2 separate regions of the Homo sapiens genome follow, and region 2 is linked to region 1. Evidence: chromatin loops called from intact Hi-C (ENCODE). Cell type or tissue: prostate gland. All regions are shown on one strand. Each heading gives the region's core, and the rest is flanking DNA. Links, peaks and the distances in the headings are about the cores only.

Region 1 (2,805 bases), core at 52-2,551:
TTGGGTAGAGCAGTGGCCACTTTCCAAACACAAGTTGGAGGCTTTAACTGAAATTGTTAATGATTTACTACAAGCAAACACTATTGAGCCCTCCTTGTCTCCATGGAACTCGCCCATGTTTGTTGTACAAAAAAGGTCAGGAAAATGGAGGATGGTAACAGACTTAAGAGCTGTTAATGCAGTTATTAACCTATGGGGGCATTACAATCCGGCATGCCTTCCCCCTCCATGATTCCTAAGGAATGGCCTTTAATTATCATTGACTTTAAAATTGCTTTTTTCATATTCCTTTAGACAAGTCAGACTGTGAAAAATTTGCTTTCACTATACCTTCCATTAACAATTCAGCTCCCACAGCTAGATATCAACGGAAAGTTTTACCTCAAGGAATGATTAACAGTCCTACTATTTGTCAGTTGTTTGTTGGTACTGTGTTACAACCTATCTGACAGACTTTAAAAAATAATTACATTCTTCATTATATGGATGATATACTGATTGCTGCTCCCACTAAAGATGAATTAATTCAACGTTTTCCCTCTTTAAAATTAGCTGTTGCCAATGCAGGACTCTACATCACTCCTGATAAAATTCAAAAAGCCACTCCTTTTCTGTACTTAGGAATGCAGCTAGAAGCTCACTCCATTAAGCCTCCAAAAGTCCAACTTCGTACTGACAATTTAAACACCTTAAATGATTTTTTGAAATTTACTGGGTAACATCAATTATCTCAGACCAACTCTAGGCATCCCTACTTATGCATTATCTCATCTATTTGCCACTTTATCAGGAGATACAGATTTAAACAGTCCTCACTCTCTATCTGAACCAGTAAAACAAGAGTTGTCTTCTGTAGAACAACGAGCGAGAGAGGCACAAGTCTCTCGTATTGACCCAAATTTGCCTTTACAATTTTTAGTTTTTCCTTCCATCCACTCTCCTAGGGGACTTATAGTACAAAATGATTCTCTAGTTGAATGGGTATTTCTTCCTAATTCAGCCTGTAAAACTCTTTCAATATATCTTGATCAAACGGCCACTTTAATTCGGTTAGGATGTCAACATATCACTAAAATTTCCGGCTTTGATCCAAACATTATTGTGGTCCCTTTGTCAAAAAATGAAGTTAAAAATGCCTTTTCTACATCTTTGTGCTGGCAGACTAATCTGGCTGACTTCATTGCCACTATTGATAATCATTTGCCTAAGTCAAAATTCTTTCAATTGCTATGAAATACTTCCTGGATTCTACTAAAACTTACTCGTTCATCACCACTAGAGGGAGCCGTTACCATTTTTACTGATGGATCCAGTAATGGAAAGGCAGGGTATGTAGGACCAAAAGATAAAGTCATTTCTACTCCATACACTTCTGCTCAAAAAGCCGAGTTGTTTGCTGTTATCTCTGCATTACAGGATTTTGATCAGCCTCTTAATATTGTCTCTGACTCAGCTTATGTAGTCCATGCCACTAAGGCAATAGAAACAGCTACCATCAAAAATATTGCTGACACTAATCTGTTTTCCTTGTTCTCTTTATTATAAAAAACTGTCAGAAACCGAAACCACCCTTTTGTCATCACTCACATTCATTCTCATACTAATTTGCCTGGACCTTTATCTAGTGGTAATCATAAAGTTGATACTCTAGTTTCTCTAGCCATTGCAGATGCAGAACAATTTCATCAACTCACTCACACTAATGCCTCAAGTCTTAAACATAAATATTGTCTCAGTTGGAAACAGGCTAAACACGTTGTACAACACTGTTCTCAATGTCAGGTTCTTGTCTTACCCACACAATCTTCCTGAGTTAATCCATGAGGCCTTTCTCCTAATATTGTTTGGCAAATGGACGTTACTCATTTTCCTTCTTTTGGAAAATTAGCTTATGTGCATGTCACCGTTGACACCTTTTCCAATTTCATCTGGGCTACCTGTCAAACAAGAGAAGCCACTTCTCACATTAAAAAACATATGTTTTCATGTTTTGTGGTTATGGGAATTCCTAGTGAGCTCAAAACAGACAATGGTCCAGCATATAGCAGTAAAGCTTTTAAAAATTTTCTTGATCAGTGGCATATTAAACATATTACTGGTATTCTTTATAACCCACAAGGTCAAGCTATTATAGAAGGAAGTAACAGAACTTTAAAATTACAATACGTAAACAAAAAGAGGGGGATAAGGAGTTGTCTACGCCTCACATACAACTAAACTTGGCATTGCTCACGTTAAATTTTCTTAATATTCCTAAATCTAGTTCTGTTATTGCTGCCAAAACACATTCCTCTGGTAACCACCCTATGGTAAACCAAGGACAGGAAGTATGGTGGAAAGATGTTCAATCTAATATATGGTTGAAAGTTTCTATTTTAACGTGGGGAAGAGGCTATGCTTGTGTTTCCCCAGGTGAACATCAGTCTCCTGTTTGGATTCCTACTAGACACCTGAAATTGTGTCCTGAAGATGCATGCGACAACGAGACAGAGAAATTTACTGAGAAAACACCACAGCAGGAAACAACTAACACATCCAGTCATCAAAGAAAAAAAAATAACCCCACTAACTCCTTTACAACAGACAATCCAGTCAGCCATCCTGAACAACTCATCTCCAGTGATCCAGGTCTGGCTCAACCTCTGCCTCCTCCTAATGACACTGATCCTTCCACCCTCTGTGACTCCACAAACTGTTAAAAACTATACATATTGAGCCTATATTCCTTTTCCTCCTCTTTTTTTTTTTTTTTTTTTGTTTTTGAGACGGAGTCTTGCTCTGTTGCCCAGGCTGGAGTGCAGTGGC
Region 2 (2,805 bases), core at 97-2,596, 460 kb after region 1:
CATGACCAGCCCTGTACTGAGTGTGTGCCTGTGGGACACTGTCATCAGGGCACATCTCACACTTTCCAGTGTGCCCTCTCTGAAGTGTGTACCAGCAGCAGGGGAGTGTGGTTTATCTTTTGTGGGCCAGCTCTTGGCGTACTCATGGCATAGTCGCTGCATGAGATAGCAGCACCGGATTTATACCAGTACCCGCCAAACTCAAGACCGGTACCTTCCACAGGGCTTCTGTGATCCACACAGTTCCCTGAGGGAGACGTGCTACTATCATTGGCATTGAAGACTTGAAGGCTTGGCGAGGTTAACTGCCTTCCTCTAAAGCAGATGACGGGAAAGGGTCCGAAGCACTGCCCCAGGCAGTTGGACCCTAAAGCCACTGCTTTCAACAACTTCCCCTGCTGCCCCAAGAGCATGGTCCCTGGGGTCCAAAAGGAATGAACTAAGAGCAAACATGGAGTCTTGGGAGTGTTAAGGAGAATTTGAGCCTAGATACTTCTCTAGTAATAATTTGAATAATTTACTGAAGAGATGCAATTGATTATCATCAAATATAAATAAAAGGTGATTGCTGCTTTCAGCAGAATGTAGCTAATCAGAATTATATAATGATTAGAAGATAGTAAGGTTGGCTGGGCATGGTGGCTCACGCCTGTAATCCCAGCACTTTGGGAGGCTGAGGTGGGTGGATCACCTGAGGTCAGGAGTTCGAGACCAGCCTGGCCAACATGGTGAAACCCCATCTCTACTAAAATACAAAAAAGTAGCTGGGCTTGGTGGTACGCGTCTGCAGTCCCAGCTCCCTGGGAGGCTGAGGCATGAGAATTGCTTGAACCCAGGAGGCAGAGGTTGCAGTGAGCCGAGACCACACTACTACACTTCAGCCTGGGTGACAGAGTGAGACCGTGTTTCAAAATAAATAAATTAAATAAAGAAGATAGTAAGGTTTTAGGGTATGTGAAAATGTTGTAATCTTTCTTCTGGGTTCATATTTCCATTAGGGGCTAGTAAGTGTTTGCTAATTACACAAGGCTAAAAGAATCAGTAAATCATAGTCATTACTTCATCACTAGGACCCCTTGTGACACAGGCAATTGCAGAAGCTGATTAGGGGAAGGCAGATACCTTCTAATGGGCCGAAAGTTTTCACAGTGTTTAGCAGCAGAATTCCAGACCTGGGCCTGCCTGTGAAGAGCTGGAGGCTGCCTTATTGTAGTGCTGTTTCCTTGGAAACTGTAGTTAAGATAACTCTGGAATATGGAGTGCGTTTTGCTGTATTTACACTCAATCTGAGCCCACATGATGAGCACAGCGTTGTTAAATTAACTGTAGCATAAAGCTGCCCCCTTACGTATTTTAAGTTCCACCTAAAGGTTTCTCTTACATAATGAGCTGTGACCTAACTGGATGTGTAAACAGACTGTAACCTGCTTTTGTAACAAGCAGCAAGTCTCAGCCAATCACAGCAGCCGTACTTCAACTAATCACAGGCGGCCAGCTGTTCAAACCATGTTCAAACAAGGCAAAGGCCCACTTGTAACCAATCCGGCTGTTTCTGTACCTCACTTCTGTTTTCTGTACATCATTTTCCGTCCATAAGTCCTCTTTGGCCCCAGGGCTACACTAGTCGCTCTGAACCTAGTCTGGTTCCACAGACTGCCCAATTCATGAGTCATTCGTTGCTCAGTTAAACTCTTAAATTAATTCGTCTAAAGTTTTTCTTTTAACAGTATCAAAGGTTGGTGGCAAATTGAGGCTGCGGTTTCCCTGTGTCAGGGGGCTCTTCACTCGCATGCATGGTATATGAGTGATGGGGCAAGAGAAGCCGTGTGCCAGGGTAGCCACTGCCAGGCCTTATGATGAGACGAGGAGGGTTCCTGCTGTATTTCTTGTCCTGTACCTCCTCTGATGCTAAGGATTAGACCAGAGCTTGTTTTTGTCCTGAGTGGACCCAACTGGATCTGTAACTCTGTTAACACGTCTATTTTTCAGCAGTCTCATCAGGGCGTTCAACATATAAAAGAGATTAAAGGGGTATTTTATTAGCATAAAACATTTTATGTTTACATATTCAATATTTATATATTATTTTGTCAGACCAACGAAGCTGTTCTGCTAAACACAAACACTGGAAGTTAGAGTTTATGGGTGATTGTCTCATCGCTTTCAGTATTCAGTTTATTACTGTATTTCATTTTGACTGGATGTTAGGAAAATCCTGAGTTACAGAGATAAGTTAAAAATATCCATAGTTTTTACGCAAAAATTAGCTGGGTGTGGTAGGCACCTGTAATCCCGCTACTCGGGAATCTGAGGCAGGAGAATCGCTTGAACCTTGGAGGTGGAGGTTACGGTGAGCTGAGATTGTGCCACTGCACTCCAACCTGGGCAACAGAGTGACACTCCATTTCAAAAAAAAAAAGACCCTATATTTTTAAAAACTTGCTTAAAATTTCAGATTGCATTTCATTTATGATGAAGCAGAACAAAAATACTTTGTTTCTAGGTCGACTCACTACAGTGTGTAAAAACTTCTCACATTCTTTGGCCTGAACATGAAAGCCAGATAAACAGTATTCAGAACTCTCTGCTAAAACTCTCTCTTGCACTGTATGACAAGCTTGCTTCCAGTTCATCTATTACCGCCCTATTGATTCGGCGTTAGGCTCTGAGAGAAGTAAAGCTTGAGCGGAAAGCAGGCACTTGCTTATTGAAGGTGCTAACTTGTTGGTTTTGTATGAGTCAGCACAAATTAAGAGGAGAGGAGAACCATGCAGAACAAAGGTTTTCCTCAATAGTGTTTCAAAT

Evidence for each region. A loop is a pair of places that touch in the nucleus more often than their neighbours do. Peaks named below come from ENCODE experiments on the same cell type or tissue, not always from the same donor. Only the 100,000 strongest peaks of a DNase experiment are listed, where the experiment ranks them.
Region 2: it touches region 1 in a loop (11-fold over the local background); 68 of 110 quality-filtered maps call a loop at or near these places.

What each region holds. Positions count from the first base shown.
Region 1 is chr5:34,463,966-34,466,770 of GRCh38, reverse strand. No RefSeq gene overlaps it. Among named protein-coding and RNA genes, the nearest start is that of RAI14-DT, 190 kb to the left of the region's middle. In prostate gland, for the core only: no CTCF peak of the experiment used is centred there; a DNase peak (open chromatin) is centred at 1,279.
Region 2 is chr5:34,000,119-34,002,923 of GRCh38, reverse strand. All of the region lies in intron 3 of AMACR (alpha-methylacyl-CoA racemase), which reads left to right. The region is part of intron 7 of C1QTNF3-AMACR (C1QTNF3-AMACR readthrough (NMD candidate)); the gene reads left to right. Among named protein-coding and RNA genes, the nearest start is that of AMACR, 6.5 kb to the left of the region's middle. In prostate gland, for the core only: no CTCF peak of the experiment used is centred there; a DNase peak (open chromatin) is centred at 1,473; H3K27ac peaks cover 1,001 bases.